2 separate regions of the Homo sapiens genome follow, and region 1 is linked to region 2. A link is a contact called in ENCODE Hi-C or POLR2A ChIA-PET data. All regions are on one chromosome and are shown on one strand. The core of a region is the stretch at or near the end of the contact, and the rest is flanking DNA. Distances in the headings are between cores, read along the strand shown.

The links. Hi-C counts contacts between places; a loop is a spot of excess contacts on that map. ChIA-PET counts read pairs that join two places held with the same protein, here RNA polymerase II (POLR2A). Pooled maps may share reads with other maps.
Region 1: a pooled map shows a loop between it and region 2 (2.9-fold over the local background). The contact joins two enhancer-like sites. A Hi-C loop is called at or near these places in 1 of 37 single-sample maps with no recorded cell type and 5 of 50 pooled maps. POLR2A ChIA-PET finds 5 or more read pairs at or near these places in 1 of 52 experiments (GM12878).

What each region holds. Positions count from the first base shown.
Region 1 is chr13:51,499,569-51,503,593 of GRCh38, reverse strand. No RefSeq gene overlaps it. Among named protein-coding and RNA genes, the nearest start is that of INTS6-AS1, 48 kb to the right of the region's middle. RefSeq lists an enhancer at 945-1,094. Within about 2 kb of position 2,198, at least 3 of the 41 ENCODE cell types and tissues checked have a DNase peak (open chromatin) inside an H3K27ac peak, as active enhancers do.
Region 2 is chr13:51,612,475-51,616,038 of GRCh38, reverse strand. All of the region lies in intron 1 of WDFY2 (WD repeat and FYVE domain containing 2), which reads right to left. Among named protein-coding and RNA genes, the nearest start is that of WDFY2, 30 kb to the right of the region's middle. RefSeq lists enhancers at 1,474-1,563, 1,594-1,653. Within about 2 kb of position 1,383, at least 16 of the 41 ENCODE cell types and tissues checked have a DNase peak (open chromatin) inside an H3K27ac peak, as active enhancers do.

The DNA of each region.
Region 1 (4,025 bases), core at 949-3,448, 110 kb after region 2:
GCCTGGGCTTTTGATAGAAAACGCTGAGTATGGTGGGGAGGGGGGGGAGGGGGGGAGGGAGGGTGGGGGGGGTTAGGCTAAGTAGCAGAAAGAAGTAACAGTTGCAAAAAAAAAAAAAAAAAAAAGAAACACAACATGCAATGAAACTGAAGGCTCAAATCACCTTCCTGCTACATCTAGGAAACTGTAAAGTTAGAACCATTCATTTCCCCAGTAACACATTATTCAAAAGCCAAAATCACGGTCAAACAAATAGACCCCAAAAAATGCATTTGAATGGGAATTTCACTTGGGTCTTCTAGAAGGGACACCTTGCCTGTTTCACGACAATCCCATAAGGGACGTACTGTGCTTGTATTTATCCTCCATTTTACAGGTGGGGAAACCGAGATACATACCAGTGTATTACCCTTCTGAAAAACAAGGCATTTTAAATTTGAAAGCACAACTGGCCTCATGGCTTTAGATAAGGGATTGTGGACCTATAATAACTAACTCGCTGGGTTGTGGTCTGGATTAAATGTGATGATGTATGTCAAGGCCCTGGCACATATTCAGTTCTCTATAAGGGGCAGTTATTACTATTAGAAGGAATAATTAATTTTAGTTGGTAAAATTTCTAAGGTGTCTTGGAGGATGCAGGATTATAAAGATCCTTGTGGCAAGACCACTCAAGACAAAGGAAATTGCTTCAGCCAAGTTAATTGTGTGATGGTGGAGGGTGTATTCTGGGAATGTGAAATAAGGAGATGGTACTGGATTTGAGGATTACAGAAGAGATGAGGCCAGAAAGCTTGGTTGGTGCTACAAATTGTGGATAGCTTGTTGACATGTAACACCAGGAGGCCTAAAAGCTTGGATCTATGGTTGTGGGGGAGCGGAGTTGAAATTTAATGAAGGTCGGACATGGGAATACAGAAAAAATAGAACGTTAGGAAGACTGGGAGGCTCAACCAGGATTTGGCAACCAATATTGGGTAGGGGAGGGTGAGAGGGGGATTCTGGAGCTGAAATGTTTCTGAGACTTCAAGTATGACTCACATCTAGCACAGTTATGACTTGAGATCCAGTGCTTCCATGAAGAAAAGGACTAGGCTTGTATGGAAGGATAAGTTCAATTCAGGATGTGCTGAGTCTGAGATGGATACAGAACAACTGATCAGAAATACAGGCCTGGGGCTGGGAGATGAGTCAGCTGGAGGCAGAAGGGGAGTTGTCCCCTAAAAGATCACAGTGAAACTACCCAAGTAGATGAGATCATTGAGAAAGTACATGTAGCATGAGGCAAATACTATCAATATTAGTAAGCATTACAGGGATGTGCATGTGCTTGGGGGACCTTGTAGTGGGAAGGGCATCATACAAAATTAAAACATCTGCACCTAAGTCCTTCCTGGGCTTTCATATGTATACTCTCATTAATCAATCTTTAACACATAACATTGTGAGGTAGAAAAAAGAGAGAAGAAGGGCAAGCGTTTGTGAAGGTTCATATTTTTGAGGTTAGGAAGAAGAGGAACTAGAAAAAGAAAGAAAGATCAAGTTTTTATAAAGTTGTAGTAAACCTCCAACAGCCAACTTATCATTGTCAGACAGAGATCCTGCCTCCAATATTCTTGAACCTTAAATGAAGATCAGGACTCATACCTAAGATGTGTGTAACAAGCTAAGGGGACATTTGAAAAGTGCCAAGTACAAGGCATAGATGACAAACACTAATCATGGATTGGGCTGGATTTGGTCCAGGAAGACTCAGAGGGAAAACATGTGGGCTGAGTCTTGAAGGACAGCAGGGCTTGGAGGAGTGGAGAGAGCAGAACAATGCAGACCAGGGGGACCCACAGCCCTAAAGGCCAAGAATTTCCTTCCTTCCTTCCTTCCTTCCTTCCTTCCTTCCTTCCTTCCTTCCTTCCTTCCTTCCTTCCTTCCTTTCCTTCCTTCCTTTCCTTCTTTCTCAGAGCCTCACTCTGTCACCCAGGCTGGAGTGCAGTGGTGCAATCTCGACTCACTGCAACCTCCGCCTCCCGGGTTCAAGCGATTCTCATACCTCAGCCTCCTGAGTAGCTGGGATTACAGGCATGCACCACCATGCCTGGCTAATTTTTGTTTTTTTAGTAGAGACGGGGTTTCACCATGTTGGCTGGGCTGGTCTCGAACTCCTGACCTCATGTGATCCGCCCACCTTGGCCTCCTAGGCTTGAGCCACTGTGTCCTGCCGAAGCCAAGAATTTTCTCTGACCTCATATTTACAACCAATGTGTACCAGAAAGTCTCATACAAACTCACAATGCTTACATACTTATGTGGTCATCAGATATGGCACAACAGTGGCTTTGATTTTCCTTTTATACAGGAGCACATTTCAGCTTTTCTTCCAGTTTCCTATTTATTTTAGTTCCAATGTTTAGTTAATACCTTTGATTTTTAAACATTAACTCTTCTAATGTCAGATTCTATGGCATTCTGAATTATTGACATTATGCCTGAAGATTTTAAAAGAACAACTAATTCTCAATTACTTCCAGTTTACTGGTCTGAATGTTGCTCCCCTCCACCTGCAACTTAGGAGGGACCTTGGAGCAAGGTCGTGTCCCAGATTGTTGAGGACGTTTGCTGCTCCTTGGCTTCCCAGCTCCTGTTCCTCTTTCTAAGAGCACTGTGAGTTGCTTGTTGGGAACTAATGGCTCCTCACTGTGGCAGTCCCAGTGGGACTGCTAGTTAAGGAAACTTGCTTCTTGCCAAGAGAGTTGGCCAATCAAATTTTATTCTAGACTAGTGTATCTTGAGCAGGGTAAGTCAAGGACTGTGTAAAAAAAAAAAAAAAAAAAAAAAAAAAAAGGACCAGGATTTCAACAATGATGCTCTGAAGAGATCATCAACCACTTTCTACCCCAGGGCTGCTCTTTCTGAGTCTCACTCTTCAGGTTGTTTTTTCATTCTGGGAGCTGTCCCACATCTTTCTCTTCTCTCTTAACTTAGCCAGGGTCAGTTTCCATTGTTTATAAAAACCAAAACAAAGCAAAACTCATTCACTGACCTGACCGGAAAACGTGATATTTTCAATTGTCTGCCAAAGTTCCCCCCACTGATGTGGAAAATCAAGAGTGATAAGGATGGTTAAAAGAGAATAATTGAGATATTGCGACAAATGATACTTTGTTGGTTTCTCTTTCAGTTACTTGAATCACTGTCGACACACTTGCTTGAAGAAGACACTGGAGAGCCATTCTGTCACCCAGGCAGGAGTGCATTCATGATAGGTAGCCTTACTATGCGGTTCTAGTCTGTACCCTGCTATCTTTTCCAGGGGATGGTTTGTGTAGAGCATGTAGAGTGGCTCCTGTGTTCTCTGGCTTCCTGGTTGAGTTTCGTCCTCCCTCTGCCTTGAGAGAGTAGGGTCTGGGTGTGAGTTCTCTTAGCTACCACCTTAAGAGGTTGCTTCAGTCTGTCTATGCCTAGTGGTGTGCTAGTAAATGTTTAACTGGCTTTCTGCAAAAAAAAAAAAAAAAGTTCTGGTTTACAGTATTTGCTGATTACCATGGTACCGTATTCCCACCATGACCGATTTTAGGCTACCAGTGTGACATCATTGAATACAAGTTGGGAAAAGATGCAGTCAGCTCTCATGTGTCCTATGAGGTGGCTCCAGCACATAGCTGTGTGTGTGTCTCCCAGCATGACTCCTCTCAAGGTGGCCCTGCACTCCACAATTCTTTCTCCTTCGAGCTCTAGGAACTTGCATGATCCCTTTGTGGTCTGCCTAATCCCTGCACATATCTTTGTAAATTGTCCCTTTGTAAGAAAACAAACTGTTCATACACATCCACTCACGTGTGCATGAGAAATTTCACAAATTACCCTAATTTGAAAGTGCCATCACATGGTGGTGGTAACTAGCCTCCAAGGTGGCCCCTAGTGATATCTTTCCTGGTACTCATGAACTTGTGTAGTCCTCTCCCATAATGTATCAGACTTGGTCAATGTGACCAGTAGAATATGGCAGAAGTGATGATGCGTTACTTCTG
Region 2 (3,564 bases), core at 134-2,633:
CTTCTGGGCTCAAGTGATCCTCCTGCCTGGGCCTCCCAAAGAGCTGGGATTACAGGCAAAAACCACCACATGTGGCCTGTTCTTTTATTTTCGAATATTCTGCTTTTTAAAAAGTCATTACTGGTTAAAAAATAGAAATCCATCCTTGCAAAACACACACACAGAATAATTCACCTAGCAAAAAATTCAAACCCCTAAGTATAAAAAGTAAAAAATAACCAAATCTCTTACCTTGATTCCTTTATATGCATACATAGATTTTTTTTAAAAGAAAGAGACATGGTGTCACAAAAAGAGTATACATATTACTTTGCAAAGTCGTTACTTAACAGCTTTCTAGTTAATAATTGTATTGTATGGTCATAACATAATTTATTTAACCATGTCCCTACTGATGGACATTTCAGCTTATTCCACATTTTTATTTAATTGCAATGCATGATTTATCCCAAGAAGTAAAATTTGTCCCAATAAGTGGGCCTGTTTAAACGGCCTTTGTTAAACAATCAAAGGGTGTGTATATTTCACATCGACAGGTACTGCCAAACTGTTCTTCAAAGTGATGGTATCAACAGTACTATCAAAATATATGAAAAGTGCCTTTTCTCCTTAGATCCTTATTATCTATTTTAAAAAATATTTACCAATCTGGGAATCAAAAAATGATGTTTCAGTGTTTTTTTTTTAATTTGCACTGATTTAATTATTTGTTTCCAACTTTATTTTTTACTATCTGTATGTTGTCTTTGGAGAAATATCTACCTGTCCATATTTTTTATTTTTTAATAGGGTTAGCTTTTTTATATTATTTGAGGCTTTTAATCTATTATGAATACTAAGACTTTTCAACTTGTGTTGCAAATATCCTCTCTAACTCTTCATTTATGAATGCTGGCTTTCAACATATGAATATGGTTAAATTAGTCACAATTTCCCATTATAATTTCTGGGTTTCAAGATAGTTTTTAAACTAATTCCAAGCTTAATAAATCAATTGAGAGAACACACCCACAAAGGATACAATTAACCCCGTGTTTTTACCTCTTTATGTGCACTCTGAGCTTACTTTATTCTTTTACATCAATGTGTATATGATCTCTCAGAGTGCTAAGGCACTCAAAGAACCCAGCAAAACACCCAGTGTAGATTTTCAATAAATGTTCATTTATTTCATTCCTCCTGAGTCCCATTAGTTTAGAGACAACAGACACATAATTCTTTTTAAAATATTTTCCAACAGAATTCCAATTGTGTTCAGGGTGACAACGTGCCCGGCCAAAACTACATTTCCCAGCCTTGTCTCCAGCTACGGGTGGCAATGTGACACAGTTTTGGTTAATGACATGTAAGCGGAAGTCACTGAACTGAGCTTCCAGGAAGCTCTTTGAAAGAGAACAGGCACAGCTGGTACGTGCCTTTTGCCATCTGCCCTTCTCCTCCTTCCTGCCTGGAAAGCAGATGCAATGCTGACTGGAGAGCAGCCATCGTGAGGCTTCAAAGGGACAAGATCACTAAGGATGGCTGAATGGAAAGGCAGCAGCACCATGGGTCTCTGATAGCATCTCTGAGCCACTGACCAACCCTAGAATGCCCACCTCTGGACTTCTTGGTATAAAAGGAAAATAACCGTTTACTTGTTTAAGACATTGTGAATGAGTCAGGTTTTCTGTTCGTTGCAGCAAAATCTAGAATCTAAACTATATATCAGGGTTCACTCAACATCTTCATATAAATTTTAAAACAACCCTTTCATTTTCATAGCTTGAGATAATCCCTTGAAGAACAGCTATGCTGGTTTGAAAGGCAAGTTCTCTATTCACAGATACACTTTTTTTTTTTTTTTTTTTTTTTTGGAGACCGAGTCTCGCACTGTCGCCCAGGCTGGGGTGCAGTGGCACGATCTTGGCTCACTGCAACCTCTGCCTCCCAGGTTCAAGCGATTCTCCTGCCTCAGCCTCCCAAGTAGTTGGGATTACAGGCGCCCACCACCAGGCCCAGCTAATTTTTTGTATTTTTAGTAGAAACGGGGTTTCACTATGTTAGCCAGGCTGGTCTCAAACTCCTGACCTCATGATCCACTCGCCTCAGCCTCCCAAAGTGCTGGGATTACAGGCATGATTACATGGGACGCCTGGCCTTATTCACAGACATACTTAATTTTAAAAGGAGAAATCAAATCATTAAACACTTCAAGTACAAAATTCAAGAACACCCTTAAGGAGAAGTCAGTAATCAGCAACATATGGTGTCACCTGTGCTAACTTGGTGTTAAATTACCCTTATCAGCACACCACATGGCTTGTTTTAGCTGTGACATAAAATTTAGGCATCTAAGACTTTTCCACGAAAAAAAAAATCACAGCTAAGAAGGAATTCTTAACAATTATACAAGACTGAGTATGTATTTTTGTCATTAATCCATTCCCAAGAATTTGGGCTCACTTGTAGCTTGAAATGAAGAATTAAGAAAATATTACAGAATGTGCCCAGGGAAAGACCCACCACTGTCCAAAATCATGTTCTTCAAAGTATTTCACTAGATAAGGAAGGAAATGCACAAGCTGATGGAACTATTTAACCACTCTACTACTGGAAAGAACAATCTCAAAATGTAGTCCTGTTTTAGTCCTCACTTTAGCTAGCCAGCCTCTCAGAACCGAAGAATGAGCAAAAGCCCCGCAAGAGGAGCAGATTGAGCCCTCGACAGAGGTCCTCTCCAGGATGGCAGTCATTTCAGCTTGGGAAAGAAGGGGAGATGGGGGGCATATGCTGTAAGCTCCAGGAGACTGGAGCTTTGTCATCTTTGCAGCTTCTTTTTTTTTATTTTTTAGAGACAGGGTCTCATTATGTCACCCAGGCTGGAGTGCAGTGGCTATGCACAGGCATGATGATCACACACTACAGCCTCAAACTCCTGGGCTTAAGTGATCCTCCCACCTCAGCCTTCCGGGTAGCTGGGACTACAGGCATGCACCACCGCACATGGCTGCAGCTTCTTCATGATCAGCCACCACGGCCTCCACCAAGAATAATTTTCTTTTCAAAAACACCTAACCCTCCCCCACCAAAGTGTCTTTCACATGGCATCAGATATTTTTAAATTGAATTTTTCAACTATGAATAAACTCCCTTACTCACATTGAACACTGTCCTGATTTGCCTCTGTAATAAGAAGAAATATACCACATGCTACTGATCACAATCTCTGCACCCTCTACCTGTAAGGGGGAGGAAGGTGGAGAAAGAATAGAGTAGAAAACAGAGAAGAAAGTCAACAAAGAAGGACAATGCACAGAACATAATGTATATGGTCAACCATAAACTTTCCACATTAACAAAGAACTATACAACTGCCAAAGCCAGACATAAATCCCCTATTCCCAACTAGTCCAAAGCATTGGTTAGTTATTATTTTAATACTTCCTTTTACAAATGGACTATATCACTTCTCAGAGTTTAATACACTTTTTGGCATATGTATCTACAAGCATAGACAGAGCTTAACAAACTTTTTGAAATGTGTACCTATAAAACAGTAAAAAAAATTTAATTGTAAAAAGACTT